Linked DNA regions of Homo sapiens: region 1 is linked to region 2. The links are chromatin contacts, found by Hi-C in ENCODE. All regions are on one chromosome and are shown on one strand. The core of a region is the stretch at or near the end of the contact, and the rest is flanking DNA. Distances in the headings are between cores, read along the strand shown. Region 1 overlaps SLIT1 (slit guidance ligand 1). Region 2 overlaps SLIT1 (slit guidance ligand 1).

Region 1 (2,719 bases), core at 177-2,676, 38 kb before region 2:
CTGGGGAAGGCCTTCCTGGAATAGTGGAAATAATGAGAAATTTAATATTTTGCCTGGGGCTGCAGATTGCAGACCAGGACATATAGCAGAGGGCTGCAGTATAGCAAACTGAACGAATGATCAGAGTGGAGTAAGTCAGGGAAGACTTCCTGGAGGGGGCTCCTTGAGACTTAAAAAACACCCACTACCAAAAGTTTTAGATTGTTTGCTTTTGTATTAGCATCCACATAGGGAAGGCAAGACGTCTTTGATAAAGAAAGAAATCTAAACTGTGGTTGTTCTTTCTATGCTTTTAACAGCTAGTTTTTCCTCCCACAGAAGCATCGTTCTCACCTCTAAACCCCCACCCCACCGCCACCGTCTTAATGAAGTGACCTTTTAGTGCATTGAGTTGGAAATGCTTTCTCTGTAAAAATTATTTCCTCCATGACCCAGGAGTAAATTATTTAGTGGTCTCTGAGACCTTCTACAAGTGAAGTTTCCAAATGAGCCAGATGCATTCCCATGAACTCTGACCTTGCTTAGCAGACATAAAACACAACAGTGAATCTCTCCTGAGACAGCAAAGCATCAAGGCACTCCATGCTCTGGGATCCTCTTTCTCAGGCCCATCAGCGTAGTAGCTGTAGGGATGAGATGTGGTTGCAGTGTTAGACGCAGGAGTGTGTGTGCAGGACGTGGAGGCGCTTGGGTGGGAGCCTGGCCTAGGCTAGGCGGGTGCTAGTGAGGAGCCCGGAGGCAGGGTCAGCCTCTTTTGGGGTGCCAGGCGCTGTGCACTCTCATCTTGCCTTCCTAGTATCCCTGAGAAAAAATGGGAGCTTTGGATGGTACAGAACTCCAGAGAGGAGCAGGAAGGCTGTACGTTTGGCAGACAGCTGGTTGGGCGGTTTAAATTTGTCCAAATGAGGATAAAGCCACCCAGGAGGGGCTTGTTGGTGGCTCTCATTAAATACAAAACTAAATGGGATTTAATTTTTCTGCCTCTATGAGTCTTTTCACACCCAGGCATTTCTAAATCACACCACGTGCCCTGATTCTTGAGAGAGAAAATGTGGTTACTAGAAGTGAGAAAACCGCTGGCCCCTGGGTTTTTCTGGGTTTGCTGGGGGAAGGGGGCTCTCCGCCTCCCCTCTCTCGGGGTCGAGCTGGGGCGGGTGGGCTGTGCTGTGGGCAGGTGGCGAAGCAGCCCTGCAAGAGGTGGGAGTGAGGAGCCGCTGACATTTCATTCCTGGCCCCTCCTGCTCGGGCTCCGTGAAGCCTTTTTAGCTTGGCTGCTGGAAGCTTCGAGCTGATAATCATGAGGGAGTGTAAATGTCAGCGGGCTCCCGGCTTCAATCAGAGCTGTTAAAAATAAGCCTGGCAAGGCAGCTCTGCCAGAGGTGCGCTCAGAGAGTGGTGGGGAGGGCAGGAGGGGTTGAGGGAACAGGGCGCTGGCGGGGGGGCTCGAGGGCGTGATGGCGAGAGGATGTCAAGCCTAGTTTCTGGCAAGTAGTGAGTGGGGGCAGGAAGCAGAGACAGACACGAAGGAAATACTTATTTTCTTTTCTCAGCCTTTTTTGTGATTAAAAAAACAAGTGACATCTCAAATTTCATTTGGAAAGGAAAAAGCAGAAGGCAGTGGTCTGGGTCCCTAAGCTCGGGCCGCAGCTGGCTGTTTTGTTTGCTGGGCTGAAATTCTAACGGTGCCTGAAATCAGAGTGCCTGGCACACCAGGGCAGAGGCAGGGGGTAGGGGGACAGCTGCCAGCCTCACTCAGGGTGAGAGATTCTTTCTCTGCTTGGCCACTGGGGAGGAAGCACAGCCCCAGGTGAGATCCGGGAGGGACCTTGCACCTCTCAACTCAAAGGGTGCCCTTGGCTGGCAGCATCAGCCTCCGGGGTAACACAGACTCTCAGGCCCACCCCAGACCTGCCCATCTGAACAAGTCCCCAGGGGATTTGTGTGCACATTAGTGGCTGGGAAACACTGCTTTAGAGATGATAGCGTCTGTGTCTTCAGATGGGGACGTGGAATTCCAGAGTGGCAGAGGGTCGCACCCAAGGTCACACACCTGGTGCAGGAAACGAGGGCCTCTGAACCGGGGTCTGGAGCATTTTTCCATCCACATGATGTCCGTCATAGAGCTGGGCACAGACGCAGGTTCAACAAGTGCAGCTGTTACTTCTCTTCCTGCTGCAGTATGGTGGCTTTTCTAACCAGGGGGAATAGCTTCAGGGACCAATCGGTATATCTGGGTGGACTTCAGTTCTCACTAAGAATCTCCCTGGCACGGGATTCAGTCCTATCCCTTTTTTCATTTGGGACATGCTAGCTTCTCCCCGCTTGTCCCAGAGTTGGCATCTGAAGCTGTGCAAGGAAGCAAGGTGCAAAATGGGTGTGGAAGGCCCTGGGAAGCCCCAAGAAGAGGGACCTTCCATGGGAAGTAGTGGTTGGTCCATAAGAATAGCATTAGGATGTGGTGAGGTCAGCAACTGGACTCTGGCTGGAAAGCATGGATGCAGTTTAATTGGGTTTCTTTCTCTCTCTTTTTTTTGTTTTTGAGAAGGAGTTTTGCTCTGTTGCCCAGGCTGGAGTGCACTGGAGCAATCTCTGCTCACTGCAACCTCCACCTTCCGGGTTCAACTAATTCTCCTGCTTTAGTCTCCCTAGTAGCTGGGACTACAGGTGCCCACTACCATGCCTGACTAACTTTTGTATTTTCAGTAGAGACGGGGTTTCA
Region 2 (2,783 bases), core at 253-2,752:
CAAGTCCATCCCTCCTGGAGCCTTCTCACCCTACAGAAAGCTACGGAGGATGTGAGTGCCTCCCACTGCTTCCTGGGGAGCTGGTACAGGGCTGACGGAGATCCTGGGTGGTCCCACAGCCCTGGGGCAGGCCCTAACTCAGCCCCCCACAGCTGAGTGGCCTTGGCCAGCCACCTGACCTTCCTGCCCTTCAGGCTGCTTGGCTGTGATGCGGGGACCTCCTTGCAGGGCTATCGTGAGGCCTGAAGGGAGTGCTGAGCCTGAGCCTGGCCTGTGATGGGAGCTGCTTGTCATCCTCCCGTTTCAGCTTGGGTACCAATAGGAGCAATTAAGGATGGGAGGGGGCTAGGAGACTGCCAGGATGCATGGGAAAGCTTTGTCCATAACTTCCCAAGCTGGAGTGCCCCCTCCTGCCCAGCCCTCAGACTGCACAGGGAAATAGCGGCCATGGGCTTTTCAAATGGAGGAGAGATCTGGCCTCTCACTATTCTCATTTCAAAGCACTCCACCCTGCTCCTGTGACATCTAGGAGGTGGAGGGGACTGGGCAGGGCTTAGTGGCTGTTGAGGGATTCAGATGCCCCCTCTCCTTCTGCTCACCTTGCAGAGACCTGAGCAACAATCAGATCGCTGAGATTGCACCCGACGCCTTCCAGGGCCTCCGCTCCCTGAACTCGCTGTGAGTAGCAGTGCCAAGGCTTCCTCAGTGGCCCAGGGCATCCCCTGAGGAGGCTGGCAGGGCCCAGGGTCCTGGTGGATGCAGGAGGAGGAGCAGGGCTATGCCCCCCTCCACACAGCCCCTGCCCACCCCAGCCTCAGTGGGTCATCCTTTGGCTGCAAAGGGTTTGCTGTTCCAGCTCCCTCTTCCTCACTGGTGGACCCTCCGACGCTGGGAGCGGGAGAAGTGTGGAGAAGCTAGGCAGAGCTGTTGCCCCTGGCAACTGGGATGCACTCCCTGCCACAGTGAGGATTTTCCCAGCATTCTTTGCACAACCATCTTGGCCCCGTCCCCCGCCCGAAGCCCAGCATGCTGTGCTCCTGAGGCCTCTGCAGTCACCGCAGGGCCAGTGAGCACCAGCTCCAGTTGTGACATCTGCCACAACTTGCTATCTTTTATCCCAAATGTAATGAATCCCAAGATGTGGTGGGTGCTGCTAGGACAGTGTTTGCCCGCTCCTCCTTCAGTATTTCCCTTCCTTCAGGATCTACTGGGGAAGTCTGTCAATAAAACATACAAAAGGTAGTGAAGCACCTCCCTCTCCCACTCACCAAGGGCCTCACTACCCGAGGTCCTACAGCACTTTGTCTGTACAGAGAGCACACTCAGGGTGCCCTGGAGTTGGGCGAGCTCCCTGTAGGAGGGGCCATTTGTTACTCTAGGGGATGAGTGTTTTCACCTGCTCCTTGGCAGCACAGGACTCATGCTTGGCATAGACTAGAGGCCTGGCAAGTACAACGGAATAGAACTCCCCCGGGGAGTGCAGGAGCCTGCCAGCTCAGTGCCTTCTGTGTATGCCATCTTTTCTTGGAGCAGAGTCCAAGTAGAGGGTGGGGCCAATTATGAATGGCACCCCTGAAGTTGTGCAGTGTACACCCTACACAGCTGTACATGATAGCCTGGTGAGGGATCGTTGTCATTGGCTGAGGAGATCAGATTCTGAAGGTGGCCTGCCAAAATGCAGGGCCCTTCCTCTGAGAAGTGAATAAAGCTCTCCTAAGTTGGAACATGGCAGTCTAAAAAGGTAAAAGTGAATAACCCAACCAAGTGGATTTCTGTTGTTCATGGGTACCTGGTCACAGCCACCTCCCTGCATATAGGAACGTGGATGATTCCAGTACACCCCATCAACAGTGTCTACCTCGGCCAGCCCTGACCTTGCCTCCCTGCTTCAGTTCCTGCCCCCTCTGCTCCATTTCCCACCCAGCAGCTTGAGGGGTGTTTCTGAAATGGGAATCTGATGCTGTCTCAGTGGCTTCCTGATGCTGGCTGGGTAAAGACCAAGTTACTGTCCCATTTGTTCCCTCCATTCCAGCCACACTGGCCCCGTCACCTGTCCACACACGACAGGCACACACAGCTCCCACTGCAGGGCCTTTGCTGTTGCTGTGCCTCACTCCAGGAATGACCTTGAAGCCATGTTTGAAGAGGAAGTACCCAGGATTTTTTACTCAGCTTGAACGTTTACGAGGGTAGCTTGTGGGGTCCGATTATGATATTGGGAATGGCATACAACCCCCCTCCCCAAACCTCCTGGATGTTTTCACTGTCCTCCTGAACCCACCCATGTCTACATGTGTTTTTTTGAACTTTTGTTTTTTTAAAAAACCTATACATGGAATTCATGCTCAATGCAGAAAACTTTGAAAATGCTAAAGTATAAAAAAAAAATGCTTGAAGTCCCACCATCCGGATCTCACACTGCATATGCCGTCTGGCATTCTATTTTTTCCTGTAACTCTCTGAAAATATGTTAATTATTCCTGCCCATGGGATTTTCTCTTCTCTCAACAATCTCCTTTTGGATTCTGGACCAGATGAATTTCCCAGGAAGTGCCCCTTTGCAGCCTTCTGTGGGGTCCACGTGTGAGGGCGGTGAAGCAGGAGCTGCTTTGTTAGTGATTGGAGTCAGGGGCATCTCTAGCCCATAGGGCACTTTACGCCAAGAAGCAGGCAACGCTTTCTTAAGACACTTTACTGTCATCTGTGGACAAGTTGCTATAACAAATATACACCATTAGGATGTGCTCCATGTAAATGGCTTAGGGGCAGCGCTGTTGAGCTGG

The links. A loop is a pair of places that touch in the nucleus more often than their neighbours do.
Region 1: a loop to region 2 is called in a map with no recorded cell type, with 7 times the contacts of the local background. The contact joins two enhancer-like sites. A Hi-C loop is called at or near these places in 1 of 168 maps with a recorded cell type or tissue (transverse colon) and 1 of 37 single-sample maps with no recorded cell type.

The regions. Positions count from the first base shown.
Region 1 is chr10:97,095,103-97,097,821 of GRCh38, reverse strand. The region is part of intron 4 of SLIT1 (slit guidance ligand 1); the gene reads left to right. Among named protein-coding and RNA genes, the nearest start is that of SLIT1-AS1, 6.3 kb to the left of the region's middle. Within about 2 kb of position 1,426, at least 5 of the 41 ENCODE cell types and tissues checked have a DNase peak (open chromatin) inside an H3K27ac peak, as active enhancers do.
Region 2 is chr10:97,057,355-97,060,137 of GRCh38, reverse strand. SLIT1 (slit guidance ligand 1) reads left to right here. Exons shown (of 37, transcript NM_003061.3): 10 at 1-51; 11 at 607-678. Among named protein-coding and RNA genes, the nearest start is that of SLIT1-AS1, 44 kb to the left of the region's middle. Within about 2 kb of position 1,502, at least 2 of the 41 ENCODE cell types and tissues checked have a DNase peak (open chromatin) inside an H3K27ac peak, as active enhancers do.